Linked DNA regions of Homo sapiens: regions 1 and 3 are each linked to region 2. Evidence: chromatin loops called from intact Hi-C (ENCODE). Cell type or tissue: PC-9. All regions are shown on one strand. Links, peaks and the distances in the headings refer to the core of each region. The heading gives the core; the rest is flanking DNA.

The links. A loop is a pair of places that touch in the nucleus more often than their neighbours do. Peaks named below come from ENCODE experiments on the same cell type or tissue, not always from the same donor. Only the 100,000 strongest peaks of a DNase experiment are listed, where the experiment ranks them.
Region 1: a loop joins it to region 2, with 6 times the contacts of the local background. A loop is called at or near these places in 1 of 110 quality-filtered maps.
Region 3: it touches region 2 in a loop (4-fold over the local background); 1 of 110 quality-filtered maps calls a loop at or near these places.

Annotation. Positions count from the first base shown.
Region 1 is chr20:58,096,714-58,107,470 of GRCh38, forward strand. It overlaps the pseudogene HSPD1P19. Among named protein-coding and RNA genes, the nearest start is that of CIMIP1, 49 kb to the right of the region's middle. In PC-9, for the core only: no CTCF peak of the experiment used is centred there; DNase peaks (open chromatin) are centred at 5,748 and 6,238; H3K27ac peaks cover 795 bases.
Region 2 is chr20:58,012,314-58,023,070 of GRCh38, forward strand. No RefSeq gene overlaps it. Among named protein-coding and RNA genes, the nearest start is that of LINC01742, 14 kb to the left of the region's middle. RefSeq lists a silencer at 9,261-9,430. In PC-9, for the core only: no CTCF peak of the experiment used is centred there; DNase peaks (open chromatin) are centred at 5,048, 5,498 and 6,878; H3K4me3 peaks cover 348 bases; H3K27ac peaks cover 3,877 bases.
Region 3 is chr20:58,108,474-58,119,230 of GRCh38, forward strand. No RefSeq gene overlaps it. Among named protein-coding and RNA genes, the nearest start is that of CIMIP1, 37 kb to the right of the region's middle. In PC-9, for the core only: no CTCF peak of the experiment used is centred there; a DNase peak (open chromatin) is centred at 3,708; H3K27ac peaks cover 3,141 bases.

The sequences.
Region 1 (10,757 bases), core at 4,528-8,527, 86 kb after region 2:
AACATACCAGCCCTTCTCAGATTAATAAGTGAATTTAATATAATTCCAATCACCATACTAATGAGATCTGGGGGCCAGAGGAAGGCAGATTTTAACAACTGAGTATAAAGCTGCTCTGAGAAAAAAAAAATGCATGGCAAGAACTAAGACAGTTCTGAAAAATAGAATAATGAAGAAAGCCAGTGAAATGGGTGGGGATGCTTCACCCAGGCACCCAGGAGCAGGGATCTAGAACTGAGAGGATAGGGACTCATGGTTGTGGGTGCCCTGCCTTCTGCCCCTCATTCATCCTGACAGCCTCCCTGGCCAGACCAACACCCAGCCGCTCACCCCAACACCCAAGACGCTTCGACCACCCACAGTCCTTCACCAGACAAGGCGAGACCAACACCCAGCCGCTCACCCCAACACCCAAGACGCTTCGACCACCCACAGTCCTTCACCAGACAAGGCCAGACCAATGCCCAGCCTCTCACCTCAACACCCAAGACACTTCAACCAGCCACAGTCCTTCACCAAACAAGGCCAGACCAACACCCAGCCACTCACCCCAACACCCAAGACGCTTAGACCACCCACAGTCCTTCACCAGACAAGGCCAGCATCCATTCCCTGGCCCTCATCTGCTTTGGACTTACACCAAAGACTTAAAATTTGGTGCCTGTCTGAGCCTAATGCTTCAAGATGTGATTCTGTAGCTGTTGCTATGGGACTAAACAGAAGAAAGATAATTATTAAACAAAGTGGGAGCAGGCAGACCCAAAGTAATAAAAGATGGTATGGCCCTTGCACAGACAACGGACTTAAAGGACAAATAGATGAACGTCAGTGCTGAGCTCGTTCAGGACACTGCCTTTGGCACAAATGAAGAGGCCGGGATGGCAGCACCAGGCTCTGTGGACAAGAAAAGCTGGCAATGTGTAGTCCAGTGGGCACCAGGGGAGGGGGTGATGGAGGCCACCCATGCTGTGCCTGCTGAACTTAGGAAGCAGCCTGTGACAACTGAAGAAGGGAAGAGCTTGAAGAACTTGCTCAGGCTGCAAATGGAGACCAAAAGAAAATTGCACAGCATCATCTCTGGTGCAAGGAGAAAAGGTCAGAAGAAAGAGAGTCTTTACAGTCAAGAGTGTAACATCAAATGACTGATTAGAAATTATTGAAAACACAAAATTCAAGGGACATTTTCCCCTCCATATGTTATTGACACATCCAAAAGTTCGAAGTATGAATTCCAGGATGCTTGCAGTGAGAAGCAACATTCTAGTGTCCAGTCCCAGAGGAAAGAGCTATTTCTTCCACAACATCCCTATCAAGAGTCCAGGTTCTGACCTCTCTTTGGTCTGAACTTGGTCATGTGCATAGCCCCGAGCCAATCGTGGTGGGTACAGGCTTAGAATCGGGATGCCTGCTGCAACTGCACAGACCAATCTGGTTCAACTTTGATGTAACAACGTTGTCAGTTGTTTTCCATTGCCGTGGAATCCCAGGTTCAAGGTCGTGTAATCTGAGCATGTGATGAAATTTTAACCTTCTCTTTCTTTCAGACTGAACCTTCTGGAGAACATCAGAGATTTCCCAGGCCCCCATTTTTAACTCTGGGAAGTGAGCTTGGCACCATCGGGTGTCCAGTTATTCAAAAGCAGTGCTTCCATTCCCTCCCTTACCTCACCCTATGGTCACATGGCTTCCAGCTCATCAATCCCTGGAAGAAAGATACATTCCAGATTTGGGGATCAACAGAGAAGAGCCCTGCTCTGCTGTGGGACCTCAGCTGTATCTACCTCACAAGTTGCCATCAACAAAGACCCCTTCTGGAGGCACATCAGAGGGGAAAAGGGTGGGCAGGGGTGCTTGTTCTTGGTGAAATCAGCATTTCCAGTTATCGTTTAAAAATGCCTTCAGAAAAGACAATCCGTCCAAGGGAAATAGTCTCAGGGATATTCATTTCTGGAAATTTATCCCCCATTCCCTCCCTTGCAAAGTCCTGCGGGCTGCTATTTCCAAAATGGTGTGGACCTGGATAGATTTTGGCTAAGGGCTGGCTTGAATGCTCTATGCTGAAGGGATCCAGCTGTCTTCCTCTGGGCCTCCATATCCTGCTTATTGCAGTAGAAACGAGATCATTGTCCCTAAGACAAAACAATAGTAACTAGCATTCATATTGCATCTTATATTTTTAAAAACACTTTCATTTCCTTTGCTTCACTTCTGAATCAGGTACTATTTGGTCCTCATTTTACAGAGGAGGAAACCCAGGCTCACAGAGTTGATTGATCTCAGAGCATCATCTGGAAAGTATTGAAGTATTGCTATCCAGCCCCTGAAGAACATACACATGATGTAATTGCACAAATTCATTGTAAAATAATAGTAATAATAAAGGTAAAATTAAGCACTCGCCACCAGTGGTGCAAATCCCATAACTGCTATTTTCTCTGTTTCAGTGGTCATTTCCTTGTGAGGCTGTGTAGTTATTCATGTAACCAATCCTCTGTTGTCGGCTATCGAGCTTGTTTTCACCTTTCCAATTCAGGCTTTCTGGGGTAGATCCTCAGTCCTTTCCAATGTACTAGGTGGCTCTGCCCTACGGGAAGGGACGGTTTACAAGTCAGATTGACTTAGAAATCCTTTGCAACTAAGTGGAAAATCATAATTAAAATGACCACCTGCCTGACACGTTTACTGCACTGTCGCATCCCCAAAAGCACAAGAGAAAATGGATGGGATGATACAGTGATGACTCTGAAGACATGGCTGCCCACATTCCCACGGCCTTTTCATTTTCCTGCAGCCAGCGCTGCCCTGCCAGGGCACAGGTAGGCCGGGGGTTCCCAGTGGCGTGCTGGGAACACTTAATGACAGAGTATCTACAGGGAGGGGAGTCTTGATTTTAGTGCTTGCCAGTTTCCATGGTGTCAATACTCCCACCATGTCAAGCTCCCAGTGTGCGTCACTGGATGCAGGTTGCTGGGTGTAACGGGATCGCGTGAGCTAACAGGAGCTGGAAGTACCCATGGGTTGGAATGACACCTTATGCACCGAGAGCTCCCCAGCCCAGCTAAGTTCCAGTTCCCACACCGATGAACTGCTTGGTAACATTTCACTTCCTTCCCGCACCTGTCTTACGTCCTGTCTTGCTTGTACCCCTGCTGGAGTTGCCTGGGATCAGCTTCAACATAAACTCTACACTCAGAGCTTGCATCTGGGGGAGACTCAACCTAAAGTGCCCTATAATACAAACTTCACAGCAATGGCAATTTTGAACTTCAAACCACAATAAGAAGGCAGGAGTTCAAGGCACGTGTGGGAGTTATTTCCCACAAACATTCAGCATCAAGAAAACTCCACTAGAGTAGGCTGCTGCAAGGAGGCGCCTGTGACATTTGGGATTGGCTGCAGGCTGAGCAAAGAAGCCAATACATCTCAGCTGAAGCAGAGAGGAGCACTTCCCATGGTTTAGAACCCAGGGAAGAAGAAAGGATTTCCCAGCCCTGTCCCTTGCTCTGCATCTGCCCGGTTCAAGCCTCCACTGCCTCTCACTTGGACCAGCAGCAACGCCCCAGTGGGTCGGCCCCCTCCACATTCCACCCTTGTCACCCCATCTCCCACCCTGAGCCCGGCTGTCTCCTGCTGAAACATATGGCCATGCTCACCTCTTTCTTTCTCTGCTTACAACCCTTTAAAAGCCCCTAAAGATCTCATCTTCCACACCACGGCCTGTGGAACCTCCCATCATCTGGCCCTGCCTCCCCTCCAGTCCAGCCCCAACCCACCCCTGCATTGCTTCCACCCGCTTGCCTCTCTTTGTGCTGTGTCCATTGCCTGGAATTCTCTTCCTTCTCTTCTTTGTGCAAATCCTGCTCATCTTCCTAAACTCAGCAAGGAGAGTCTCCTCCTCCAGGAAGCCCTCCCTAACTTCCCTTATCCTGGATTAGCTAACATTCACTCCCAGGAGTCCCCGGCATAGCACTATCACCTCACTCATCCACTGTATTGTGATTACATGTTCATGCCTCAGTTTCCCCTAGGAGACTGTGACTTTCCTAAAGAAGCCTTATCTGAATCAACTCTGCATTCCTGTAGCTTGGCATCTTGTTTGGGGAATGGTGGGTGCTTGGTAGGAATTTTAAGGCAATTCATTCATGCATTCATTCATGCATTCATTCATTCATTCATTCATTCATACATTGCTTCTGGCTGCCGAAATGCCTGCATTCTCTCCGCTATTGATGGCTAAGTCATGAGGAGTGGTTGGGAGGCAGCAGTTAACCAAATTGATTAGGTACTTACTTTATGCTAAATAAAGTACTGGTAGGGCTCTGGGTCTTAAGAAGTGGGGCCCCTGACCTCAAGACACCTACCAGGAGACAGGAGCGCACATCTAATGTGCTGGACCAGGGCACTTCAAATTTTAATTGGCACACAAACCACCTAGGGACCATGTTAAAGTGCAGGTTCCGACTCAGCTGGGCTGGGCTGGGGCCCGAGGGTATTTATTTATTTATTTATTTACCTACTTATTTTGAGACAAAGTCTCACTCTGTCACCCAGGCTTGAGTGCAGTGGCGCGATCTCAGCTCACTGCAACCTCTGCCTCCCAGGTTCAAGTGATTTTCCTGCCTCAGCCTCCTGAGTAGCTGGGATTACAGGCATGTGCCACCACGCCTGGCTAATTTTTGTATTTTTAGTAGAGATGGGGTTTCATCATGTTGGTCAGGCTGGTCTTGAACTCCTGACTTCGTGATCTGCCCGCCTCGGCCTCCCAAAGTGCTGGGATTACCAGTGTGAGTCACCGCGCCTGGCCCCGAGGGTCTTCGTTTCTAACCAGCTCCCAGATGACGCAGCCCTGCTGGCCCCGAGCCACACTGGGTGCTTACCGGCAACGTGTTGCACTCTGCAACCAAAGGCAAGGCCGCATGGCACCCATCCTTCCCTCCTGCCCCACATGCTAGTATGTTCCTTCAATCAACTCTCACTTTGTTCCCTAAATGTATTTAAAGGTAAATTTTAAATTCTTATCTTAAATGAAAAAGAAACATCACTTTTGATACACAGAAAATACCCAGGAGATAAATAGAGTAAACTGTTCTACACCTGGTTGCACATCCTCAACTGATGGTCCTGAGCCACATCCAGCTCCCCCTCTGTTCAAATCAACTTCAAAATAAACTCCATACTCAGAGCTTTCGTGGCCAATGGAGATGGTCAATGTTAGGGGTTAAAGGCATATTAGCACTAAGCCGAGACTTTCTCTTTGAGATCACTAGAGGGATTCTGAAGAATGGAAAAAGGGGCCAGGCACGGTGGCTCATGCCTGTAATCCCAGCACTTTGGGAGGTCAAGTCTGGCAGATCACCTGAGGTCAGGAGTTCAAGACCAGCCTGGCCGACATGGTGAAACCCCGTCTCTACTAAAAATACAAAAGTTAGCCAGGCTTGGTGGTGGGTGCCTGTAGTCCCAGCTACTCGGGAGGCTGAGGCAGGAGAATCGCTGGAACCAGGAGGCAGAGGTTGCAGTGAGCCAAGATCATACCATTGCACTGCAGCCTGGGCGACAGAGCAAGGCTCCATCTCAAAAAAAAAAAAAAAAAAGAAGAAGAAGACAAATGGAGAAAGGGATGAGCTTCTCAGTTTGTGGTTCTCTGTTACTTGGCAACACAGTGTGTGCTGCAGGCAGTGTTTTGGGAGAGCCTGGATTGACAACTGCAGAGGCCACTCTGTCCAGCCCAGGCATGCTCCAAGTGCCTGAGGTCATTGGCAAATGACCACAGCTGGGCTCTCTTTGGCTCAAGAATCTCCAGATTCCATGCATTTTCATGGCCTAGCAAAATGCCTCCAGTATTTGAACCCCTTGACAGCTGGCCTCGCTATGGCACCATTCCACGAGAGAAGAATCTCACCGCCCTCCACCCCATTATAATCACTTTAGATAAACCCTGCTCACAGGCGGCAAGAAATTTAAAAAAAAAAATGTGGGAATAGATGTTGTTTCACAGGCAGCAGAGATTTAGCTGTGCCGCTTTCTCTTCTTAATTGTGGGTCTGTCCAGGGAACCCACAGCAGTGGATAAATCACGGTGATGGTTGGCAAGCCACTGTTGCCACACAGCTACCCGAAGAGTTACAATATTATCTGATGCTGAAAGGTGGGGATCAGGGAAAAGGGTGAATGGATGACTCAGTCACAGATGGAGCCACAAAGATGAAGCCATTCATTCCCACCCACCACCACCACCACCACAAAAAAGAACATCTGAGCCCCCACCATGAGTCAGGGATGAGCTGGTGCACCTGCCCTCAGGGGCTCAGCCAATAGAAGGTGCACCCCCTAATGATCTGAAGTAACTTGAAATCACAGAGTCATCCTACCCAAAATGCAAACTCAGTGGTTTCCTCACCTACTCAAAACCCTTTAAGGATGCAAAGCACATCTGGTTTTGCTTGCTGCATTCCCATTTTCCCGCTGGTAACAACTTCCTGGTCTTCTTAGTGGAGACCCACTCCCCCCGACCTTTGGTCTACGTGGTCTGGGTGGGGCTGGCGTGTGCTCCTCTGTCCCTCCACCCCACTCAGTGGGTGGGCAAGCTTCCCAGAACCCTGGCTACCTAGGGGTGGCATGTGACCAAGAGGGAGTCCAGGACAATCCCAGTCTTCAGTTGACACATCCTGAAAAGCACACCTGCTTCTGCCTGGGCTTGCCAGGAGTATCAGTGGGGACTCTGGACCTGCCTCCAGAAAGAAAAAAGGATTCGTGATGGTTAACTGGATGGGTCAACCCAATTGCCCAGGGCTGCCCAGATCAAATGTTATTCTCGGTGTGTCTGTGAGAGTGTTTCCAGATAAGCTGAGCATTTGAATTGGTAGACTAGGTAAAGTTGATGGCTCTTCCCCATGCAGCTGAGCATCATTCAAACCACTGAATAGAACAAAAAGGTGGAGGAATGAGAAAGCCGCCCTGTTTTCTTCCTGCCTTCCTGCTTGAGCTGGGACAATGGGCTCCTTCTGCCCTGGGGCTGAGGTTTATACCACCGCCTCCCCTGCTGGTCAGGCCTTCGGAATCAGGCTGGAGTCATTCACGGCAGATGGTGGGACTTCTGAGCCTTCATCATTGCATGATCCAACCCCTCCTAATAGATCTTCCTTTATGTAAATATATATAGCGATGATGAAGGTGGTGATGGTGGTAAGAGGATGAAGCTTCCCACCTCCCAGAGTGGAGGAGGAGGCTCTTCGGTGACCATGCACTCAGAGAGACTCTGTACCTCTGTTCGTTTCTGGCACTTCTGGAATGAGCTCTTAGGATTCATGATGAATCCGACCTCAGTTGGTCATGGGACAAAGCCTTATAAAATGTCCTCAGCGGCTCCTTCCAACCTTCCAATTCAATCTCACAACACGTGAGACTGCCATCAATTGCAGATGTGTCACCTGTGGGGAGCCGTCCTGAGAGGCCACGTGGCACGGTGATTGGGAACACACACACCAGAGCCAGACTGCCAGGTTTGAATCCTGGTTCAAATCCCAGTTCTGGCACTTCTCTTTCCAGGTCTCTGTTCAGCTCTGATTCCCATCTATAAAAAGGGGATACTGATAACCCCTCTATCATAGGGCATCTCTAAGGGCTAATGAGTTAATACACGCAAAGTGTGTAAAACGTGAGAAGGTGCCGATATCATGACTTTCACGTGTGCCTTTTTTACGGCATTCAGCTCATCCATTCCTCACAACCAAAGAGTAGAAGTAAAGGAGTACATTTCTTTGGCGAGAGCAAAGCCAGAAATTCAAAGCTTTAAACAGTGAGTCCTCTTAATTGGAGACACACAAAGGATGTTGATCCAGTGCTGATATTTATAACAGCAAAAATTGAAAACAGCTTAACTGTCCAACAATAAAGGCTTATCTTTATATACTTGAGTACATCCATGTAACAGAATTTCATGTAGCCTTATAAAATCATGTTACCAACATTTATGTATAGAGAAAGGTATTTATAATAGGATGTTAAATGAAAGAAAATACAGGCCTGACCTGTAAGCAGAGTATGATGCCAACTTTACAAAATACATAGAAAAAAATGAAAAATACAGCAAAATGTTTACAGAGGTTGTCTTTAGGAGGTGAGATTAATTTGCTTTTCTCTATTTTTCTAGTGGACCTATATTACTTTTAGAATCATAAAAAACCCATGATAAATGTTATAAAAATGATGAGTGCTGCCGGGCGCGGTGGCTCATGCCTGTAATCCCAGCACTTTGGGAGGCCGAGGCGGGCAGATCACGAGGTCAGGAGATCGAGACCATCCTGGCTAACACGGTGAAACCCCGTCTCTACTAAAAATACAAAAAATTAGCCGGGCGTGATGGTGGGCGCCTGCAGTCCCAGCTACTTGGGAGGCTGAGGCAGGAGAATGGCGTGAACCCAGGAGGCAGAGCTTGCAATGAGCCAAGATCATGCCACTGCACTCCAGCCTGGGTGAAAGAGTGAGACTCCGTCTCAAAAAAAAAAAAAAAAAAAAATTTCAGTGCCAGTTAGAGGAGAACCATGTTTAAAAGAGAGAGGGAAAGATGATTTTCCTCAGCCAATGCCCTTAAACTAATTAAAAACAGCACCCTTCTTCATCCAATTACTTCCAGTAATTTATTTTAACAAATCAAATTGCCCCCAAATTCAACTTTATTACTCATTTTTTTTGTTGTAAAAGGAAACCCTCAAGAAGCAACAATCTTCTGCCCTCTGCTTGCCTAAGCCATTTGAATCCTGCCCGCCTTGCTCCTTTTACGCCTGCCATGTTCGTTTGAGGAGATGGGAACCCCAGCATGGCTCCTCTGAAACATGTAGTTCAGAGATTTGTGCAAGCCACCATTATGCTCCAAGCTCAAGCAGAGAGAAGATTCTTCTCTGCACATGCTGTACCTGAGACCTTCCCTCTTCTTGGTAATTTCAACTGAGAGAGTAGCCAAGACCATAATGTGAGATGGAGAGCAAAGGATAGCGTAAGTTGGCAAAGTGGCACTCTCACCACAAGTGAGGCTGTCATTCTTTGATATCACGCAAACACGTATTTACAGGACCATCAAGGAGGGTAACATTTTAATAAAGTTGACTTAAGCCTCAAAGACTTTGGGGATATTTGTTACTGCAGCATAACCCAACCTCCCTGACTGACACACTACTGTCTCCCCTTCTGCCTCACCTCACTTTGCCCCTGTCAACAAAACCCACTCCTTAAAAAGCAGCATGTTAATTAAATTCACATGGGACACTGAATCAGGAGACATTTCTTACAATAGTGAGGTGAAAGAAATAGAGAGATTAGGATTAGGAACATAGACAGAAAATCACAGCTTGAGATCTCACTTATCAAAACATTAAAGAAAATAAGAATGAAGCCAAATACATGTGGGTAAAGCTAATCAAGCTAGAGGCAGCACAGGAGACTGAGATAAGCCAAGAGAAATGGAGAGCCGGGGGGAAACCACAGAATCCCTGTAGATTTAGAGTGCAGTGTGATTAGGTATCATTTGCTGCCAGGCACAGAGCCTGGAGTCCACAGGGCAAAGGAAAGAAGTGCCCCTCTGGAGGGCTTCTCTGCCACTCAGATTATTCCCTCGCTTGGCGGATGTGTTAATTTGCTAGGGCTGCCACAACCAAGTCCCAAATTGGGTGGCTTAAACTATGGAAATGGATTGACTCATGGTTCTGGAGGCCAGAAGTCTGAAATCAAGGTGTCAGCAGGGCTGCTTCCTGCAGTTCCCAGTCTCTCTCCATGGTTCGTCGACTGCCATCTTCGTATTCACATGGCTTTCTCCCTGTGTACCTGTCTGTGTTCAAGCTTCCCCTTTTTATCGGGACAGCAGTCATCCTGAATTGCGACTCACCCTAGCAACCTCATCTTAACTAGTTACATCTGTACAACTTTATTTCCAAATAAGGGCACATCCTGAGGTAGTGGGGGTTAGGACTTCAACATATGAATTTAGAAAGAGACACAATTCAACCCATAATGGAGGGTCTCGTTCTCTGGGTACTGAAGATATGCAAGGGTCCCAGGAGCTTCCAGGGGTGTAAGAGGCCAGGCAAGGAAAACAGAACAGCACAAAACGTGAGTGATGATGTACACAGGCAACAGATGCCAGGGCCAAACAGAAGGCATGCACGTCCTAAACGGGAAGCTTCTTAAAATTTGGGGCTCTGCAAAATGCCAAAGCAGAAGCTAAAAAACTAGCATCGAGCTCATTTGTGGTCCTCAGATTGCTAATTATGATGGTAGCAATCCCAGTTGTGGAAGCCACCAAGCCTGCTTGAGTATCCTGCCTCACTCTCCTTCCAGGCACAGGCTTCCAGCTAGGTGTGGCCACATGACTTGCCTTCCCAAGATGAACAGAAGTGACGGATGTCTCCTCTGGGTGGAAGCTATAAAAGCCAGTCCTATTTTCTCTTTTCTTCCGCCACAGTGAGCAGCTGCTCTGTTCATCTGGGCCACAGAGAGAGGAGGATCACGGCATGAGTTAGAGTCCCTGCCAACGGATGGTCCCATATGAGGAAAAAATCAATCACCATTGTCTTAAGCTTCGGAGGCTTTAGGGCCATTTGTTACTGCAGCATAACCCAGCCTCCCTGACTGATACACCCCCATCTTTCCCACTGTTCCCACCCCACCTTATCCCTACCAATAGTACCTGAATTTATCTCAGAAGGGTGGACCCATCCCCAGCCCCAGAGATGAATTAAAACCATTTCTTCCTTTATGTGTAGATGG
Region 2 (10,757 bases), core at 3,187-7,186:
AGTCTTGGAAGCTAAAACGATGTTTAAAAGCTCTGGCTGAAATAGGCAGAATTGGTTGTGGGGCAGGGGAGGAAGCGGGAGCCGCCTGCGAAGCCAGGACCCCTGGAGCAGGATGGCAGCTGGAATCCAGGCAGTGACGGGGAAGGGAGGAGAGTGGAGATGGAGATATGCCTCAATAATAGTGAAGCTGAAATTTTACATCCCCACCCCCTGCCCAGCACCTTGCTGTAATGGCCTTATTCAGATTTTCATATTTAATTCTGTATTAAACCCAGGTGTCAGTGACCATCACCATCACCATTTTATAGACGAAGAACCAAAGGAACAGAGAGGTTCGTTAACATCTCCCAAGACCACACAGCTAGAGGCAGCAAGGCACAGATTGCAACCTAGGCCAGAGGATCAAAGGACCACGTATTTAGCCACCCCAAGCTCACTGTCATGCAGTCAAATTAACAGCACTTGCTGGGGGTAGAGGTGGGTGGATGATGACAGAGAAGAAAACAAGAGCCGCTAAGTGGGTGGCACTGCTTGGAAGACTGCGGGGTGGACAACCTGTCTGTCTCCAGGAGGAAAATGGCCATTTCCTTCCCAGGACGCCCATTGAGCAGGAACTTTCTGGAGCTGGGTCCTTCAAGATGGGCCTCCCACTCTCCACGTTCTGCCATTCGGAGCAGGCAACCTGCTGCGGTTGTATTAATTATGTGATGGCAAATGAAAGCCCCCAGCTGACCCACCGGGATCATAAATAACGCTGGCAGAAAATGGATTTGGGCCACGTGTCTCAGCAGCAGCTTTTTGTGGCATGAAGGTTGGATCTTTTCCATTCTGGGACTGGTGTTTGCTTAGCTGGGAAACCACTCGTCTTCCTGTTCCAGTTCTCCCCGTAAGCATTCTTTTCCCCTTTTTAAACAACAATAGGGGTTACTATGGAAATCAGAGTAATTTTCATCCCAATGTAGTCCAGATAAACTATCAGGCATTTGCGGCCACCTTGCCTGCCACCCGTGCTCTGGTCTCATGACTAGACAATTTGGGAACGTCTGAGAAACTCACATTCTCTTGCATCGATTTCCTAAGTGGGTCAGAGCTTGGAGTTCTTGGCAATTAATGGCTGAGTTAGTGAAGGCAGAGCATAAAAATTTCATGAGCAAAATACGTCTTCCTTATTTTGAAACTTTAAAAAGCCCCACTCAGATAAATGACCCCTGTTGTACCTGAAGTACTGAGTAAATTAGGTGTAATTTTATTACAATATTGATTGCTGCCACCAGACATCTCGATTGTATTTTTTAGCCTTGATCAAAGGTGAAAATGGCATCTTTTAATCGAGTTGAAAAATGCAACTCTGTGGGAAGATGGAGCTGAGCTGAAGGAGGAAGGTGGAGGGAAGAGAGAAGTCTCAGACCCCCTGTTGGGGAAAATCCACAACTTTTCAGCAGAAACAGAGATTGTCAGCAATGGCTGCCAGTGAATAAGTATTCAGTGAATAATAGGAAAAGAATATAGTAGGCACTCAATAAAAACCGCACCCCTACTCTGTAAGCAAGAAGCTCTGAATATGACAAGAGAGGCTCTTAGAGGTGCTGGAAGTAATGAAAGTCTCCTTAGGGGCAAGAACTGCAGGAAAACGAAATGATTTCTTTTTTTTTTTTTTTTTTTTTTTTTGAGACAGTCTCACTCTGTTGCCTAGGCTGGAGTGCAGTGGCACACTCTCGGCTCACTGCAACCTCCGCCTCCTAGGTTCAAGCGATTCTCATGCCTCAGCCTCCCAAGTAGCTGGGACTATAGGCACGTGCCACCACACCTGGCTATTTTTTTTTTTTAAGTAGAGACTGGGTTTCCCCATGCTGGCCAGGCTGGTCTTGAACTCCTGGCTTCAAGTGATCCACCCACCTCGGCCTCCCAGAGTGCTGGGATTACAGGCATGAGCCACTGTGCCAGCCCACAAAAATCATTTCTTATGTCTCATGTGGCCCTGGCACAGAAGAAGTGCTCAATGAATATTTTTGGAATATTATTGCTGAACTTATGAGGTATAGAAATGACTGTTGGAGAGGGGTGTCTTTCAGGGACCCTTTCTCTGAAGGAAGAGTGACAGCTGCCCAGGTGAGAGCTGAGGTCAGGGCATGGGGATGGAAGAAGAATGTTCTAGGCCAAGGGAAGACCCTGCCGTTCATCGTGACTGCAAAGCAGACAGGGCCCTCGCGGTGAGATAACTGGCCCTTGTGACAATAAATGTTAGTGTAGCACATAAGGCTGAGAAGAGACTGCTCACCCCTGCAGGTCCAGCCCCACACAGAGCAGGGGACACATGCAGTTTGCTAAAGGGGAAAGAAAGAGACAGGAGAAAGAAGAGAGGGGAGGGAGGAAGCAGAGGAGAGGGAGGAGAGGAGCTCCTCTCGCTCTGAAAGTTCCTTCCTCATCTGTAGACAATTGCACAGCTAACATAACCTCTTTTGATGCAACTTAAAAGGAGGTTACTGTTTGAAGAATGATTGATGACGTCTCCTGTGGTTTACCTTTCCCAAGTGACTAATTGGGTGCATTCACCCACAGCACAGAGAGGCACCATTTGCCCTGAATGATTTCATGAACCAGAGAAGTTGAGGGGCTCGGGTCAATGGCTGTGGTGCATGGAAAGCCATGGTCTTCCCCTACCCCCAACCCCACCCTAAAAAAATCTCAGCTAGGACAGATTAATCACAGGAATTGACTGGCAGACGGGCTTCGTGTAGGAAGAAATGCCAGGAGGCTTTGGATAACAGGGGCTGGTGGAGGGGGGTCTCCCACCTGCAGAGGCCATGGTAAGTGGGAGGTATGATGTGCAAAATAGACACTTGGCCCAAGCCTCCATGCCCAAAAAGTCCCAGAGTACACTGGAAAGCTTCTCCACTTGAAGCTTTGCACACAGTCACAGAGCCACCCTGGCAGGACTGGAAGAAGAACATGTGTATAGTATGAACATCTCTAAACTCCATCCCACACCAGTATTTGCTAAGAATTCATTTTTTTTTTTGAGTGCTGCAATTATCTTGTGGACAGTGCAAATTATATCCAGGGGTGTGCTGGTGAACCAGCTCTCCACAATCAAGAAAGGGGAGATCCCCCTTCGTTTGTGTTGTTTGCCAATTACCATGGTGTAAATACTGCCACTATGGCTGATTGCAGGCCATTGATGGTTTAAGAACTAACACAAAAGTTTCCTAAATATTTAATAATCGACTCTCATAAGCCTCTTCAAGCTGGCATTATCTCAGTTTGTATATAAGTTATTATTTATTAAATGTGACCATATGAAGTATGCTGCAATTTTGCAACCGTGCATTGGTATTTCTTTATGGTTTTAATATACCAGGAGGCTCAAAAGATGGAAAGGGTGGTGTAGGGTCTCTTCGTCTCAGAAATCACATTTGTAAAATCCTCTCTGCTCTGCTCTGTTCAATCTGGTGCCTAAACCTGGAAAGTGATTTTTCACCATCTCTACCTTCCTGCCCATCCTTCCCTCCTTTTACAAACATTTATTAGGCCGCTACTCTGCCGCCCCACATCCTCCATGAAAATGTCCCTCATCCAGTCAGACGTGGTAAATATCTCAGTCACTCCTGTCTTCCTTCTCAGCATTCTAGGTTTTACCCTAGAGACCAACCGCTCATTCATTCAAGAAATGTCAACTAGAAATTTATTCTGTACTGGGCACGTGCTAACTGCTAGAGCAAAAATAGAGTTATCTTGTTTTAAACAAACTTTTTGGAGAATACAATAATAATACATATTCACAGATGAGCATTTGGAAAATGTAAAAAAGAATACAAAATCATCTCATAACCTGTAATTCCATTATCAGAGATAATGGCGGCTGATGTTTTGGTGTGTTTCTATTCAGTTATTTTTCCTTGTCCAATAAACAAGGACACAAGAATTTTTTTATAAAAATGATCATAACCATTTAATAATACAATACAAACCTTTCTACATCATCACGTATTTTTCTGTACGATATAATTTTAATAATTGTACAATATTCTATTGTCTGGTTGTGTTATGATATACACCCAATCTCCTTTGTTAAACACTTCGGTAATACTCAATTTCTTATTCTGAATATTCTGAATCATTCTGCAATAAAAATTCTCTGATGAATGTCTGCACATGCCCATGATTAATTACATAGGACAAATTCTTGGAAGAATAGTATTTTCCAGGTCTTTTATGGTTTTTCTTTTTGGCCCAATAGTTGTTTAGGACATAATTTTTTAGTTTGGTTTGTTGTGTTTTATTTATAAATCTTAGATTTTTAGCATACTTCTTACCAAGATTAACATAGTTACAAAACTTTCCTCAAATCATAAATGTCAGCCCAATGAATTTGTATGTAATAAACATGCCCTTATAACCGGTGCATAGATATAGGAATAAAATATCACCATCTCCTCAGAAACCCCATTGGTGTCCCTTCTAGAAATTCTCTATACCCCATCCAAGGATAACCATTATCATGAATTCTAACAGCATAGATTAGTTTTGCCTGTTTTTGAACTTTATGTAAACAGAACCCTAAAATACAAATGCTTTTGTGTCTGGTGCTCTCGATCTACCCTACGCAGGCAAGATTCCCCTACATTGCTGGATGTGGCTATGTGTGTCAACTTTCCTGAGTAGTTGCATTGTGTTCTGGTGGATGAAAAAACCCATAATGTATTTGTCCTTTTACTGTTGATGAAAATCTAGGTAGTATCACCCATCTGGGTGGTCTCATCTTCACCCATCTATAGGATCAAATTTATTAATTAAATTATATAGAGCTTCTCTAGGTATACTTTCATAGTTTTGTCTCTAGATCTTTGAAAATTAAAATGGAAAGAGGTATCTAAAATCTCCCACTGTATCGTATCACAGAGGTGAAGGAGTCGGCCCAAGACCACACTATCCAGAGAGGTCAGGAGGCGTTTGGACTCAGCCACCCGGCCCCGGGCAGCCGAGGTTAACGGAACCCAGCGCCCGAGGCTGTTGTGAGGATGAAACATGATCATGGAATCTGAAAACTCAGCCTGACGTGGAAAACATGATTGCCTGTTAAGCACCGGCTGCTCATTTTCATCTTCTGGGTGAAATGCTCAAAGGGACTGGATGAATACTGAGTGAGTAAGGAATAAATGAATGAATGAACAAATGAATCCGAATGCCCTCCAATGTGCGTATGTGCCTGGGTCTGTTGCAGAAAGCCGCCTTTGTTGTCTAGACAAGAAGAGATGTTTGCTTTGTGAGCCCCTGGTGGGTCTGCGGAGGTGGCAGCCCCTGGGGGCAGCTGGACCTTCCCCTGGGCCCCCCACCAGGGTGACTGATGAGGCTGAAGGGGATTTTGCCAGCAGCTGCGGCTGCCAGCCCAGCCTGCCATGCAGACCTGGTGCTCTGGGCTCTGGAATGAAAGCACAATAGTGGCATTGTCACCACTTCCCTGTTTCTTGATTGTCCCAGTTACTCATCAAGGATGTTGGCGAGCCCAGCCCGGAACACAGCGTCCTTGTCCCTTGATTAAGCAGCAGACACGCTCAGACAGTGGCCCTGCAGGAGGTGGTCGATGAATTCATCTCTTGGCCATTCAGAGAACCCAACAGCCACGGACTTGGGCAGAGATGGGTCAATGGGAGGTCATGCCGGGTGGTCCCCTCCAGAGGCCACCCCCAAAGGGAAATAATGACAGCATCCTCCCCCCAGGAGGTGCCCCAGACAAGGCTGATGAAAGGGGTGGCTCGGTGGCTTCCTGTGGAAAGCCCGCTCTGGGACAGACCCCTGTGTGAGAATGATCCTGCTTGCTGTTATCACTCCTTGATCAAAACCTTCAGTGGCTTCTCACAAGCAGAAGACAGTCAAAACGCCTCTCACAGAGCCCTCCGTGATTTGACCACAGATCTTCCCGCTCACGTTTTTGCTCACCGTGTTCTGCTCACACCTGCCTAATTTCTGGCCCTGGGACGCACCATGGTCTGTCCTTCCTCAAGCCTCTCCTTCCGCCTGGGTGGATCTCTGGGTCCACCCCGGCACCAGCTCTGATGGCCGACTCCTAGCCGGGGCTGCCTGGTTCACTTTCGGACCCTAACACGTGGAGTAGCACCTGCCCAGAGGAGGCACTGGAGAGACATTCACTCAGGCTACTTCCCAGCGCCTAGAGCAAGGCCTGGTACATACTAGGTGCTCAGCAAATATGGAAGGGAGAGGGGAAAACAGAAGGGAGGAAACGGTGGAGAGAAATTATCATGCAGCAACTTCAGAGACAGCAAGGGGAGTGGAACAGAGAAAGGGGTGCCTTCCAACAGGCACCTGGGACCCCCTTTGGGATGGGCCCCCTGTACACGCCCATACCACTCTCCAAGGCTGAAAGCATCTCGTCCTCCACTGCCAAAGCATTCCAGGAACGGGGCTGCACCCAGAGCAGCAGGAGGTACCATCCCCTCTCCTACCCTCACGTCCAGCTCTTCTCCCTGCTCCATGATCCACAGTGAGGGCCTCCCTCGCTTCAAGATAGTCCATGACTAAGGACCTGTGGGACCATCACATTTCTTCATCTCTTCAATACATCTTTTTGAAGGCCTGTGATGCCCCATGGATGGGGCGAGGCTCCGGATCAATGAAGGCAGGAAAGTCACACGTGGCCCCACCTGTGGCAAGCCCCCAGCCAGTGGAGCTGGGAACATACTGGACAGATGAGAGTCAGCCCATGTGTTCAGGAAGCCAATCTGATTTTTGTCATCCACTGGCCCTTTAAACTTGTCCACTGGGAAGGAGCCTTGTCCCTGACCAGATGGGAGCTCAGGCGATGACCATGACTTTGCTGGTCGCTTTCTAGCAGTAGACAGTCCTGTGGTCAGTGTGAGTCACAGACGGCCTCAGTCTAGCAGTGGAAAAAGTCCTGTCCTGAGTAAGAATCAAAACTTGCTCCTTGATTCAGCACAATTTGCTGCACGACGGGTGCCTGCGGTAAGCTGACTGCTTGCAGGGAAGTGGCCTGGACCTCCTCTCTTTGCCCACAGGCTTTCGTCCATCACTCCGACACAGCCTCCTCACTCGGGCTCAGGAGCCAGGCAGGGTCGGGAGGGAGACGAGGTGGACAGCTGCTCCCCCCCAGTCCCGTGTGTGACAGCTCTGAACTGCCTGGGACGCAGCAGAGCCTCCTCCGATGGACTGACGGCTCTGTGGGGATGAGCAGGGCCTCTCCTACCTGGCCGCACCCCTGTGGGCCATTGTCCCGGAGAGGAGCCCCTCTCTTTAAGGGGCTCAGTTGCCCAGGATGCATGCAGCATTGACCGTCTCTTGGAGGAGTTTCAGCTTTTCAGAAGCAGCCGCAGTTCTTCAACCCAGGCCCCTTTTGCCCTCAGGCATGAGTCCCTTGAGCCCTCCAAAGGCCGGGCGCGGACAGAGCTGTCTGCATGTTCCCACAAAACCCTCGCCAGGTATGAAGTGAGGGGATCACCACCCTCCCTCCTTGGAGCGGAGAGTGCTCTGTGCTCCTGCAACTCACAAAACCTTCTTCCCATCTCCACAGAATCAGGACACCTGGGTTCCCATCCCTTCTGCCCACACCAAGGCATAGCCTTCCACCCCTCTGAGCCTCAGTTTCCACTTCTATACCAAGGGAATGGCACTGCCCTAACCAGGCTCTGAGGGGCCAGATGGAGTCACGTGCACGCACACATGTCCTGTTTATTATTAGCGGAGGTGTGGTGTTGGCATGGTGTGAGGATGGAAGGAATTCTCAGGACCCTTCCAGGGTAAAGGAACAGAAACATCCCTGACCTTAGCCTGGCCTAAACTAGGGATTGGCTCCTGGCCCTGAATTCTCTGCAGACTCTGAACTCAGTGTGTGCCCAGCCTGAGCCATAGCCAAGAACCAGGTCCAAGTGCACTGAATATCTCCCAAGCTGGGCTGGACACCCTCCTGCCACGTCCAGCCCATTGTTTCAATATGAAGCAGAATGTCCCCCTCAGAACCTGGGGCTGTGTACATTTTGCAGCTCCAGAGCCACTGGCATCACACTGCAGACCAGAAACTTTCCATGGGAACCGTGGGAGCAGGAGGAAGACCAGGTGCTCAGCGGCCAGGGCAGGGCCATCCTGGAGCTCTCAAGCCCGGGCACTGGAGCCAGCCAGCCATGTGTCCCCTTCAAGAAGTCTCAGAATCCCAAATCCCAGCTGCAGCCTCTGGAGCTGGAAGACAGGTCATGTCTTAGTGAAGTTCTTTCCCTGAGACCCAGGTCATCCAGGACAAAAGCAGGAACTGGAATGAGACAGGAAAGGCGGTGACCCCCCAGTCCCTGGCTGTCCAGCCTTCAGGTCATCCATGGATGCTACAACATGTATTGAGCAAAACTCCAGGATGTGCAACTGGGGTAAAGCAGAAGCAGAACAGACAAGCCCCAGGGGATGTAGATGCTGCAGGAGTGGGCAACAGCCAGTAATCAGGAAGCAGATGCATTGACAAAAAAAATAGCAAGCAAGGCAAAGCAAACCCCACGCAGGAAGCACACAGGTGCGGCCCGAGTGACCACGGGGAAGGGGCTGCTTTAGCCGCCCATCGTGGGGGCCTCCTCCAAGCAGGTGGAATGTGATTCTGCAGCTGGAGTGATGAGAGGGCTGGCTAGGGGAAGACCCAGCCCGCAGTGGCAGATGTCCAGGCCAAGCAGCCAGCACAGGCAGACTGTGGGGTGATGAGGTGAGAGCTTGCAGGGGAAAGGCCTGGGCTGTGATGAGATGAAAACTTCAGATGAAAAGATTTTTTAAATTGCCCCCTTATTACTGTATCAGTCAGGGTTTGACCAGAGAAAGAGTCAGTAGGAGGCAGATATTAAGGGATTTATGCAAGGAGTTGGCTTTGGTGACCATGGGGTCTGGCCAGGCAAGTCCCGAGTCCATGAGACAGGCTATCAGGAACGGCTGTGACTCACAGGCATGGGCCCAGGCCACTGTCACAGGAGGAATTTGTTCTTCTTCAGGGGCCTTTGCCGGCTCCAAGGCCTTTCCACTGATCAGGCCCACCCAGGTCATCCAGGACAACCTCCTTTACTTGAAGTCAGTGATTATGGGCTTAAACCACAACTCTAACATCTCTCCCTGCAATGCTCAGCTGAGGGACTCATTGAATAACATGACTGTGGCCTCGAAGGATTCACATATCAAGCTGATCATCACAATTACCTGCCCAGAGCAATATTAAACACCACTCAGAAATTATGCACATGGTTTCAACCTTCTTTTTAAAGTCCAAGTTGTTCTGGACCTCCCTTTTGGAGAGGTCCCGGAGTGGCGCCCCGCCGCGGGTCAGTGACTTCCTCCAGTGGGGAGGCATCTGCCCTTTGTCCCACCCACAAGGCAGAATGATAGGCAGGGGCCGGGACCAATCCCCACCCTGTGACTTCCTTTGAGGCAGCTTCAGGGGTGGGGCTGTCCAGTTCCCCTGAGGTCACATTAGGAATGCCAGCAAGCCCTCCACGTGGCTTTGGCTGGAATATTCTGGAAAACATGTTCATCACTGTCAGTGGGACTTTCTTAAGAATCATAGAAAATTGATGCTTCCCATGGTGGAGGGAAAACTCATGAATTTGATGGTGAGATTAGAGGAGTTTCAGACTGTAATGGCTACTTTTTTTTACAATTTGAAATATTTATTTAGACCAAGAGAGGAAATCACTACATGTTTTGCAATATTTACAAGTTAGCAATATCACAAAATGTAGTGGGGAAAAAGAACAATTTTTCTTAATTACAGCTCTGTAATGCTTTTTTCCTACTTTTCTTTTGGTTGTATCACGTTGTCTCTTCATTTGGCAATTTTGTAATATCCTTTCCCATAGAAGAATTTAAAGATAATTCAGAGTATCCTCTAACGTAGTTGATGGAAATTTGCTTTTTAGTTTTGATAGTTTATAGGAGTTTCTTTCAAATTCTCAACTCTTTACTAGCAATATAATGTAATTTTTACGATTGCTGTTAAATTTGGGGAAACCTCTATTGAGTTTCTTTCCTTGCTGAGCTAGGATTTCAGGGCATTTCAGATTTGCCATGGTGTGAGTTTTCTTAAATATTATTTGAATTGACAACATTCAGATTATTCTCAGATTATTCTCAGAAGATGTACACTGGTTAATTTTATGTGTCAACTCGACTAGGCTAAGGGAGACCCAGACAGCTGGTAAGACATGATTTCTGGGTGTGTCTGGGAGGGAGACGAGCAGAGCATCAGAGAGGAGCATCTGAATCTGTAGACTGAGAAAAGATTTGCTCTTTCCCAAGCAAGCAGGCAGCATCCAATCCATCCAGGGCTGGAGTAAAGCAAAAGGTAGAAGAGGGGAAAATTCACTGTCTCCCTTGAGCTGGGACGTCCACCATCTCCCGCACTCAGACGTTAGAATCCCGATGCTTTATTTAGCCTTTGGACTCAGACTGGGATTTACACCATTGGAGCCCCTGTTCTCAGGCCTTCGAGTTGGAGCTGGAACCACACCACTGGCATTCCTGCTTCTCCAGCTTGCAGTCAATCCTGGTTCTGTTTTTTTCTGGAGAACTCTGACCAATGCACAGGTCAACAAAGAAAAGTTCTTCCTCAAAAGCCCACACTTTCATGTTTGTTATGCATGTTATCTGTTGATTTAAAACAGATGGGCAAGATATCCTCAAGGAATTTGGAGAAATATTCTTTTATCCAACCCACTAATGTAAAACCAACTAAAGAAGCTGATGGCCTTTAGTTTTAAGACCATTTG
Region 3 (10,757 bases), core at 1,638-5,637, 95 kb after region 2:
GTTCTGATGGGAGCTCAGAAAGATAAGAGGAGTTTCCATCTTCTTAGAGAATACCTAAGTAATCGTGGGTAAAATGTTGAGAGAAATATGGATGGCAAAGGGCATTCTGGTGAAGTCTCAGATGGAAATGAGAACCATGTTATTAGAAACTGGAGGAGAGACCATTCTTGTTATAAAATGGGAAAGAATGTGGCTGAATTGTGTTCATGTTCTAGTGTTTTGTGGAAGGTAGAACTTGTGAACAATGAAATTGGATATTTAGCTAAGAAAATTTCTAAGCAAATTGTTAAAGAAGTGGCTTTATTCCTCCTGACTGCTTATAATAAAATGTGTGAAGGAAGAAATAATTTGAAGATGGAGTTATTAGGCAAAAAGGAACCAGAATTTAAAGGGTTGGGAAATTGCCAACCTATCCCTATTGCAAAAAAATGAGAAAACTTGTTTGGAGCAGAATGCTAAGGATGTGGCTCAGTGACTATTTGATAAGAAGATTAGTACAAATATGAACCATGGGCTTGATCAACCGTCTCAATAAAAGCCAGAAGCAAAGATGGAATTGTTCCAGCAGAAGCACTGCTATCTAGGACTAAAGGAAAAGAGGTAACAGGACAAAATGAAGATTATAGGACTTCTTAGACCCTACAGGACCAGACCATAGAATTCTTCAGATGTGAACATTCAGCTTTCTTCAACACAAGGAAAGAAGGACCCCAAAGGTGATTCAGAGGTCACTAGAGCTGCCACTCCCACCACAGGCCCAGAGTGCATGGCCTCCACCTCGTTTGCAAAGGTGGAGAGGTCTGCCTCCATCTCGATTGCAAAGAGTGGAACCAACACCCAGTGAAGCCATAGTGGCCCAGCAGGATCCCCCAACCCCAACAGAGAGCTGAAGCAAGAGGGGGCCCCTCCTGGGAGCCACAGCATGGGAAGCACCCCACCAAGCTGGTAGGGATGGTGTTGTTACCACCCCAGTGGGTCTAGAAGGCAAAGCATTGAGCCAAAAAGAATTATTCTTGATCTTAAGATCTCATGGAGCTTGCCTTGCTAGATTTTGAACTTGCTCAGGACCCATCATCCCTTCCTTCTTTCCTATTTCTTTCTCTCTTTTTTTGAATGTGAATGTCTGTACTATGCCTCACTCACCGTTGTATTTTGGAAGCACATAACTTGTTTGGCTTCACAGGCTCACATCTGGTGAGGAATTTTGCCTCACCATGAGTCATATCTTGAGTCTCACACATATCTGGTTTAGATGCTATTTAGGGGAGACTTTGGACTTTAGACTTTAGAGTTGATATTAGGATGAGTTAAGACACTTGGGGCTACTGAGATGGGATAAATGTATTTTGCATGTGAGAAGGACATGAATTTGGGGGGTCCAGGGTGGAATGCTATATATAGACCGAATGTGTGTGTCCCCCTAAAATTCATATGTTGTGATCTTAACCCCCAATGTGATGCTATTAGGAGGTGGGGCTTTGGGGAGGTGAATAGGTCATGAGGGTGGGGCTCTCATCAGTGGGATTAGTGCCCTTATAAAGAGACCCTGGAGTGCTCTCTCTCTTTTTCACTCTTTTCTGTCATGGGAGAAGACAGCCAACTGGAAGGAGGAAGTGGGCCCTCACCAGCCATAAAATCTGCCACCTCCCTTATCTCAGACTTTCCAGCCTCCTGCACTGTGGGGAATATGTGTCTGTTCTTTCAGCCGCCCCATCTGTTATTGCAACAGAAATGACTAGGACAGGGGCCATGGCTGTTTTCACTTGCACTTGCTGGGGATGCATGGGCGCCCCCATGCAGTCACCTCCAGATCTCTTTCTCACCTCTGTGTGCCCACCCCTCACATCCTGAGCCTTGCCAAGGAGACCCAAACTTCAGAGGAGTACCCTGTGGGCAGCCTGCATGCTGCCCCACCATGCCCACAGTCAGTGACTGACTGGTGAGGTGACCAAGGCCAGCAGCACCCACTCTGATCAGGCCAGTTCTGGGGTGGGGGTAATTTATATACCAGGGCTCTCCCCGGGATCAGGCAGGGGAATGGGAATCACTGAAGTCACCCCCTGATTGGCTTCCTCTCCATCCCTGTTCTGGTTCCCCTCCCTGAGAGGCATCTCCTGGGACATGTCCTAATCCTCACCTCAGAGTCTGCTGGGACAACACCTGCCCCAGATGCCACTGTAACCCTGGGCCTTGCATGGTGCCAGCACCTGGAAGATGCTGAGAAAACATTTGTTCAGTCAGTAAACATTTCCCAATACCACTTTTTTTTTTTTTTTTAGATGGAGTCTTGCTCTGTTGCCCAGGCTGGAGTACCATAGTATGATCTCAGCTCCCTCCAACCTCCACCTCCCTGGTTCAAGCAATTCTCCTGCCTCTGCCTCCCAAGTAGCTGGGATTACAGGCGTGCACCATCACGCCCAGCTAATTTTTGTATTTTTAGTAGAGATGGGGTTTCACCGTGTTGGCCAGGCTGGTCTTGAACTCCTGACCTCAGGTGATCCGCCTGCCTTGGCCTCCCAAAGTGCTGGGATTACAGGCGTGAGCCACCGGGCCCGACCCCAAAACCATCGTTGTCCCAACTGGCTGAGAGCCCCTGTTGCTACACATTCTGCCCCTCCCTAGATGAAACAGTACTATGTCAAAGCTGTGCTTGGGGCACTCCCTGGACTGTCAGTGTCCCCTGAGCGTTAATTGGAGTCAGGAAAAGTTACAGCCTCTTTGAGCACTACCTGAAGGGCACATCCTTTAGAGATAAACTAGCACAATATTTTCTCAGTGTTTCTCCAGTTTTGTTTTGTTTTGTTTTAACCACAATCTTCCCTTTTTCCCTCTTGCTTTTGATTTGGAGTGAAAGGCATGCACATGGTGGGGCCTAGAACCCAATCCAAACCCCAGCCCCCGGCTTCAAAGCAGGCATCAAACCCTTCAGCCTCTTTGTTGGCTGATAAATAGAAACTTCTGCCTCTCAAGACAAGCCCGAAATGAAGCGGAATCCTTGTTGCTAAGAAAAATGACACGTGAACGGCTCCCGTTTGAGCTCCCAGAACTGCCCCGGTTTCCCAGGGCTGGCTGCACGTCACGATGCTGGCGGAAGGAGACCGTGGGCTTGATTGACACCACAGCGCTAGCGGGAAATGGTTTCTAAACTTTTGCCCAGCTAGCGGCCTCTTTCCTGACCTCTTTATCCCCTTGAAAGCAAAATAGATCCTAGGAACTGAGATGGAGCTGAAGTTTATGAGTTAGTGTTTCCAGAGAGACAATCAAGACTGGGATTCCTTCTCCCAAGGTTGATTGGGTTACAGTTAAGAAAACGCCATCCACTGCAAACTCAATGGCCTCAGCGGCCAGGTTGGTGACGTCACAGTCAGTGGGTTAGACATGAGAGAAAACAGTAAATGGTGGCAAGCGGTGCAACTAGGAAGCTCAGGCCCCATCTAAAGTAGAAACCTCTGCCCAGCTCCAGATAATTGTTGCCACATGGAAATACAGCCCAGAACTGTCAGCTCTCTTGATTTTTCAATAGAAGTTAGATGGTTGTCTTCTAAGTTGCAATTTCTCAATGATGAGACCTATTCACATTTTTTAAAAAGCACTAGGCACGTGCCTGGCCCAATGAGTCTCAGACTCTTTTAAACAAAAGAGTTTCACCAGTGAGATTTGGAAAGCAGGCATTTGTCATCAGAGTAGCAGGTGTGGTTGTGCCTAGAGCTCCTTCTGCTTCCCCTTAATTCCAGGGTGGTGAATCAGAGTTATCTCAGTTATTGAAAATATGTATTTCAACAAACAGTGGCTTGACCAACTCGTCCTGGCTTGCCTGGGACTGTCCCAATTTTAAAACTTAAAATTCTGCCTCCTGGAGTCCTCCTCAGTCTCAGGAAAACCAGAATAGCTGGTCACCCTTAAGAAGGGATGCTTGGTGAGCCATTGAGTTGTGCCCCCTTGGGAGCTCATTAGCTGGAAGAGGAAATGAACCCTTTGTGAAATAACTGAAAATAGCAGTGGGGACTGTGCCTCTCAGAGTCAAAATCAAACATCACTTCTCAAGACCTTATCTCGTGAAACCTAAGATGAGCACAGCTGTGCTTTCAGACAAAGCCTGTCCAACTTCCCAGTTTACTACAGAGAGTTGCTGTGAGGGCCTGGATCCCTGAATGGCTGCGTGAAGCCGCACCCCTGCCACCACATACTGGGCGGTGATTGTGTTTGGCCTCTGAGATTTGGGGGTTTTCTGTCACAGCATTTGGACTCCCCTGACTGGCACGCTATTGGACCCTTAACTTTTTGGCCAGCATTGTCTAGCATGAGGCTGGTCTCCTTATCCTCCCCTAGGAATGTGGATATGGTGTTCAGGGCCTAGATGGTCTCTACTGGCTACTTGAAGGTATGTACAAAAGGCACCATGGAGTGGTCAGGTTCTCAGAGGAGAGGACAGAACTAGCGTGAGGGGTCAAATTGTGTCCCCCAAATTCCTATGTTGGAGCCCTAACCCCCAGTACCCTAGAATGTGACTGTATTGAGGGATAGAGTTTTACAGAGGTAATTAAGTTAAAATGAGTGCATATGTGTGGGCCCAAATTCAATATGACTGGGGGTCCACACAATAAGAGGAAATCTGCACACAGACACACACACAGAGGGGCAACTATGAAAGACACAGTGAGAAGACAGCCATCTACAAGCCAACGAGAGAAGCCTCAGAAGAAGGCAATTCTGCCGACTGCAAAAAGCAAGGAAATGAATTCTCCCCTAGAGCCTCCAGAAGAAGCACAGCCCTGCTGCCACCAGAACCGTAAGACAATACATTTATGTTGTTTTCAGCCACTCAGTTTGTAGTAATTCATTGTAACAGAAATAGGAAACTAACACAACTTTGAATAGTGTATTTTTCATACACCCCAGCCCTGAACTTGTTTAAATGTTTGCTTTCTTTTCCTCTCAACTATTAATACTGAAGCTGGGTCAATGAAGGAATGCACCTGAGTTTTGAACTCTGGTTGAGTTCCAAACAATAAGCAATTGATGGAAAGAACAATTGCACATACAGCCAAAGTTGTTGAAACCCTCGTGGACGTGTGAATTTTCAAAAGCAAATTGCCAACCCTCTCTCTGCTGCTTCGTGGTTTATTTGATGGAGTGTGTGTTTAGCCAGGCAGGGGTAGTGGGGAAAAACAAGGCTCTGTCCTAATGCTCCCACCAAAGTCATGGGCTGCTCAGGGACACCTACTTCAGCAGGGGCAGGGCACATGCAAGGGACTCCAACCCCAATGCCAGTGAAACAGCAAGAGAACTGTCAGCTTTGCCAATTGCGTATCCTCTGGGGTGTTTCTCATTTTAGTCTCACAACAGGTCTCATACCCTCCTCCCCTTAAGTGACATGGTGGGTTAGGAGAGTGGTGCTGCGGGAGAGACGCAGTGCTGCCAACACGGTGCTATGGCTGCAGTCACACGCCCCTCAGGCTGGAGAAAGCAGACAGCTGCACCCACGGGCTCACATGTGCCAGCTCCATCTGCGAGATCATTAAAATTGAGCCTTGGCAGAATCTGCAGAAAAACACATTTGTTTTCTTCGTAAAGAGGAAGAGTAAACTTTCCTGTCGTCCTCATAAGTTTCTGCAATTACTTTAATGTGCAAAGCGCCTTGTACAAAAGCAGGAAGCTGTTACCCGGACTAAGGCACCAGGATGCATGCTTCCGTTAAATTATACGTGAAATTACACGTTCTCTAGCGCTGGTGGCTTAGTCGCCGTTTAACAGTAATAAGACACACAATTCCAGTGCTCACAATGGTGTTCAGGGGCTTGGCAATTTGCTTCTCATGCTATCACGCATCTAGCCAAACCAGGTAGGCTCCAAGACAATCATTCAGACAAAACAGACTGTCTTGAAGATGAGGAGAGGTGTGGTCCTCACAAACCTGGAGTCACCAAGAAGAGAATGAGCCCGGGAAATCTGCAAAACAGGAGTGCCCCAGCTTCCGAGTTCAGAGAAGAGCTTCTATGTCCATCCTTTTAATATATGATAGAGATCCTGTTCCGGATTCACACCCCATTACGTTCCCAACCCACCTGCACCCACTCCCCAAAATGAAACCGACTGGAGCCATTCAGACAGCCTGAATCTCTGCTCTGTCACTTCATATGTGACTCCCTGAGCTTCAGATTTCTCGTCTGTTAAATGGGCATTTGATTACAACTTCTTCTAAGGACCCTGCCGATAATTGAGAGAGATAATATCTATAAAGTACTTAGCACAGTGTTTGTCTCATAATTGTCTATTACTGTCCATCATTATTTCTCTGCAACTATTCTATTAAATACTTTCAAAGCTTTAGTCGTCCCTCCAGTGCAGCCCTTAGCCCTCATCCTAAACCTAGCACTGAGTTCTGTGAGGTTCTGAGCAAGGGATGGCCCAGCTGCTGCTTGCAGGCCAAATTCTGCAAGCCACCTATGCTTGTGCACCTTTTAAGCTAATAACAGCTTAGTGATCAGGGAAAAATCAAAAGAAACATCAGACGCAGTGGCTCATGCCTGTAATCCCAGCACTTTGGGAGGCCAAGGAGGGCAGATCACTTGAGGCCAGGAGTTCGAGACCAGCCTGGCCAACATGGTGAAACTCCGTCTCTACTAAAAATACAAAAATTTACCACGCGTGGTGGTGGGTGCCTGTAATCCCAGCTACTCAGGAGGCTGAGGGAGGAGGTTCACTTGAATGGGGGAGGCAGAGTTTGCAGTGAGCAGAGATCGCACCAGTACACTCCAGCTTGGGCAACAGAGCGAGACTGTCTCAAAAAAATAAGGAAAGAAGGAAAGAAATCCAAAGAAGCATATCATTTTGTGATGTGTAGAAATTAAATGAAATATAAATGTCAGTGTCTATAAATGGTTTTATTGAGATACAGTTGTGCCTATTCATTTACATATTGTCTATGCTTTTGTACCCAACCATGGAGTTCAGTTGCCACAGAGACCATGTGACCCACAACACTGAGGATATTTACTATATATCCTTTACAGAAGTTTGCAGATCTCCATGCCAGGGAATAAAACCAATGTCTTCAGAAGCCTTGGCCCAGTCTCGTGGTTGATACTGAAAAACCCCAAGACATGACCTGCTAGGCTGGATGTGAGGAGCACCTAGAAAGGTGGCCATTTTTATTCGTTCAGTGGCATCTCAACCAAAGACAATGGGGAGAGCAGCTAGTGGCTTAGATTCATTGGGATGACCCTGACATTGGAGCCAAGAAAGCCATGTTTAAATCACAGATTTGTCACTCCCAGGCGGTGTGATTTTGAGCTGATGACCCAACCTTGCTGAGCCTCGCCGGTCTCTACTATTGGCTGGGGATGTCAATTTCTTTGGCACAGAATTGTTATGACAAATGAAATAAATGTCAGCCCCACCACAGAGGATCAGACACTCCACCTCTGAATAACAGTTATTCCCTCCCTCCAAAATTTGTCTTGTGGTCTGTAAAAAGAGAGCGAGAGAGAGAGAACACATCAAAAGAGAAAAATCATTCTATGATATGAAAAATACATAAACTTCCAGTTTCAGCTCTGTCACATAAACAGCTTGGAAGTTGTCACTCCCATCCATATAACAACAACAACAAAAAGCTGGACAAACTGAAAACCAATGACTTTTCATGGACCCATCAGAGAACTGAGTTTTCAAGGTAAACTACCACCCCAAAATCTGGAGACACAGATGAACCTAGAGAGTAACAGCTGAGCTCCACTTACCCAGAACAGAAGCTGCTGGAGCCATAACTAGTAGAACAGTTACATGGCAATTTTGACAAATTGCTAACGGGTGAGTATAGACCAGCTCTCAGTGAGAAACTCCTGGGGCTGCAATCTTAGGGGGACTCCACAATGTCAAGGGCTTTGCCTCCAGGAATCCCCAAGTTCTTATTGAGAAGATTCTAGAAAGAGCATCTCCTGGCTCTGACAAGGAGAGGAAGAGTAATTCTTATTTAAAAAAAAAAAAAAAGCCACCAGAGCCTTCTCCATAACGAAGGCCCATTCCCCAGGGGAAAGACTGTCCAGGCTTATCCCAGCTTGGGGAAGGGCATTTTCTCACTGCAGCCCCCTCTAGCTTTCCTGTCTCACCTACAGGTGGGAGAAACAGTTGCGAAGGTCACAGGCCAGACACAGGACCCCTGGAAGACTGAGATTTAATCTGAAGATTATATAGAACACTCCCCTTTTCCCGCAATTTACCACCTCACCAACAGGGTTCCAGTATAACAGCAGTGAATTACAGCTGAAAGGGCTCCAAGAAGCAGTACTCTCTCTGAGGAGGGCTTGGAGAAGTTCAAAGTCAAGAGTGGGGAAAAAATAAAGACCTAAAGAAATTTGAAATCTCTGGCACCTACAGATATAGCAAACATTAAACACAGACCAACTCTAAGTAAAATTAACATAAATCCTCACACTAATGGCCTACTTAGCTCAATTCCTGCTACCTGATACACCATGTCTGGTTTCAACAAAAAATTTAAAAGGACACCCAAAAGGAAGAAAGAAAAAACACACAGCCTGAAGAGACACGGCAAACATCAGAATCAGACTCAAATATGACACAGATGTTGAAATTATCAGACAGGGAGTTTCAAATAACTATGATTAATACATTAAGGACTCTATTGGGAAAAAGTAGAAAACATGCAAAAACGGATTGATAATGTAACCAGAGAAATAAAAATTCTAAGAAATAATCAAAAGGAAATGCTAACATTTCTAACAGAAATGAAGACTGCCTTAGATGCACTCATCTGTAGACTGGACGAGGCTGTGGAGAGAATTAGTGAGCCTGAAGATACATCGATAGAAACTTCCCAAACCGAAATGCAAAGAGAAAACAAAATAATAATAGAAACAAAACAGAATACCCATGAAGTGTGGGAACATTTCAGAAGATGTAAGGTACATGCAATTAAAATGCAAGGAGAAAAAAGAGAATGGGGGACAATATTTGAGGTAGTAATAGCCAAGAACTTTCCAAAATTAATGGCATTTATCAAACTACAGGCCCAGGAGGTTCAGAGAACACCAAAAAGTTACATCTAAGCATATCATATGCAAACTGCAGAAAACCAGAGATGAAGAGAAAATTTTGAAAGAAGGCAGAGATGGGGAAAACCTTACCTCTAGAGGAAGAAGGATAGAATTGTAAGCAGACTTCTCATCAGAAACTATGCAAGGAAGAATAGTCAAGTGAAATATTTAAAGTGTTGAATGGGGAAAAGACAACTTAGACTTCCATATCCAGCTAAAATATCCTTCAAAAGTGAAGGAGAAATAAAGACTTTTGTAAATAAAAACTGAGGGAATGTGTTGCTCTCAGACCTGCTCTGCAAGAAATTTTCTTTAGTCAGAAGAAAAATGACAGATGTCAGAAAGCTGGATATACGTTTTTAAAAAAATCATCAGAGAAGACAAATGAAAATAAAATCTTTTATTTTTCTTATTCTTCATTAATCTAAACAATAACAGATTGTTTAAAGTAATAATATCTTAGTCTGCCTAGGCTACCATGACAAAATACCACAAACTGGGTGTCTTAAACAACAGAAATTTATTTTCTTGCAGTTCTGGAGACTTGAAAGCCCAGCATCAAGTTCCAGCTGACTCATTTTCTGGTAAGGACTCTTCTTATTCTTACTAGGAAATGCCAGAAGCAGGAAGCTTCTTGTCCTCACATGGCCTGACCTTGGTGCATTCATGTGGAGAGAGAGAAAGGAGAGGAGCTTTCTGGAATTTCTTCTTGTAAGGACACCAGTCCTATCAGATCAGAGACCCATCTTTATGACCTTATTTAAGCTGAATTGCCTCCTTCTAGGCCCTACCTACCTAAAAACACAATCACAATGGCGGTTAGGGTTCCAACATATGAATTTGAGGGGACACAATTCAATAGCAAATAATAACATTGTGTTGGGGGATTATAGCATATGGATAAGTGAAATGAATGAAAACAATGCCACAAGAGATAGGAGGAAGGAATTAGGAATATTCTGATATGAAATAGCTGCATTACACATGAAGTGTAAATGTATTATTTTAAGACGGACTTAAATTAGTTAAAAATGTATATAGCAAACTCTACGGCAACCACTAAAAACTGTTTTTAAAGAAGCATAGTTAATACACTAAGTGAGGAGATAAAATGGAATCATATGAAAGGCTAAATTAAAACCAGAGAGGCAGAAAACATTGCTTCTGGCAACAAATAGAAAGCAGTTACAAACATGGTTGATATTAATCAATGTATGTATCAATAAGCACTTTAAATGTGAATGGTCTAATTACACCAATTAAAAGGCAGAGATTGTCAGAATGAATAAAAAACAAGACTCAACTACACATTGTCTATCGGAAACAAAGTTTAAATATAAAGACTCTGATAAGTTAAGAGTAAGGAAGTAGAGAAAAATATACCGTGCAAACCAAGAAAGCCAGAGCAGCTATAATAATTTTAGACAAAGTAGACTTCAGAAGATGGAAAATTATCAGGGATTAAAAATGAATATTATATAATCATAAAGGGGTCAATTCTCCAAGAAGATATGATAATCCTAAATATGCAACTAGCAACAGAGCTTCAAAATACGTGAGTCAAAAACAGATAGAAGTGAAAGTAGTCACAGACAAATCCACTGTTATAGCTAGAGATTTCAACACTGTCATGTCAGTTATTGATAGCTCAAGCAGGAGGAAAATCAATAATGATGTAGTTGACATAAATAGCACTAT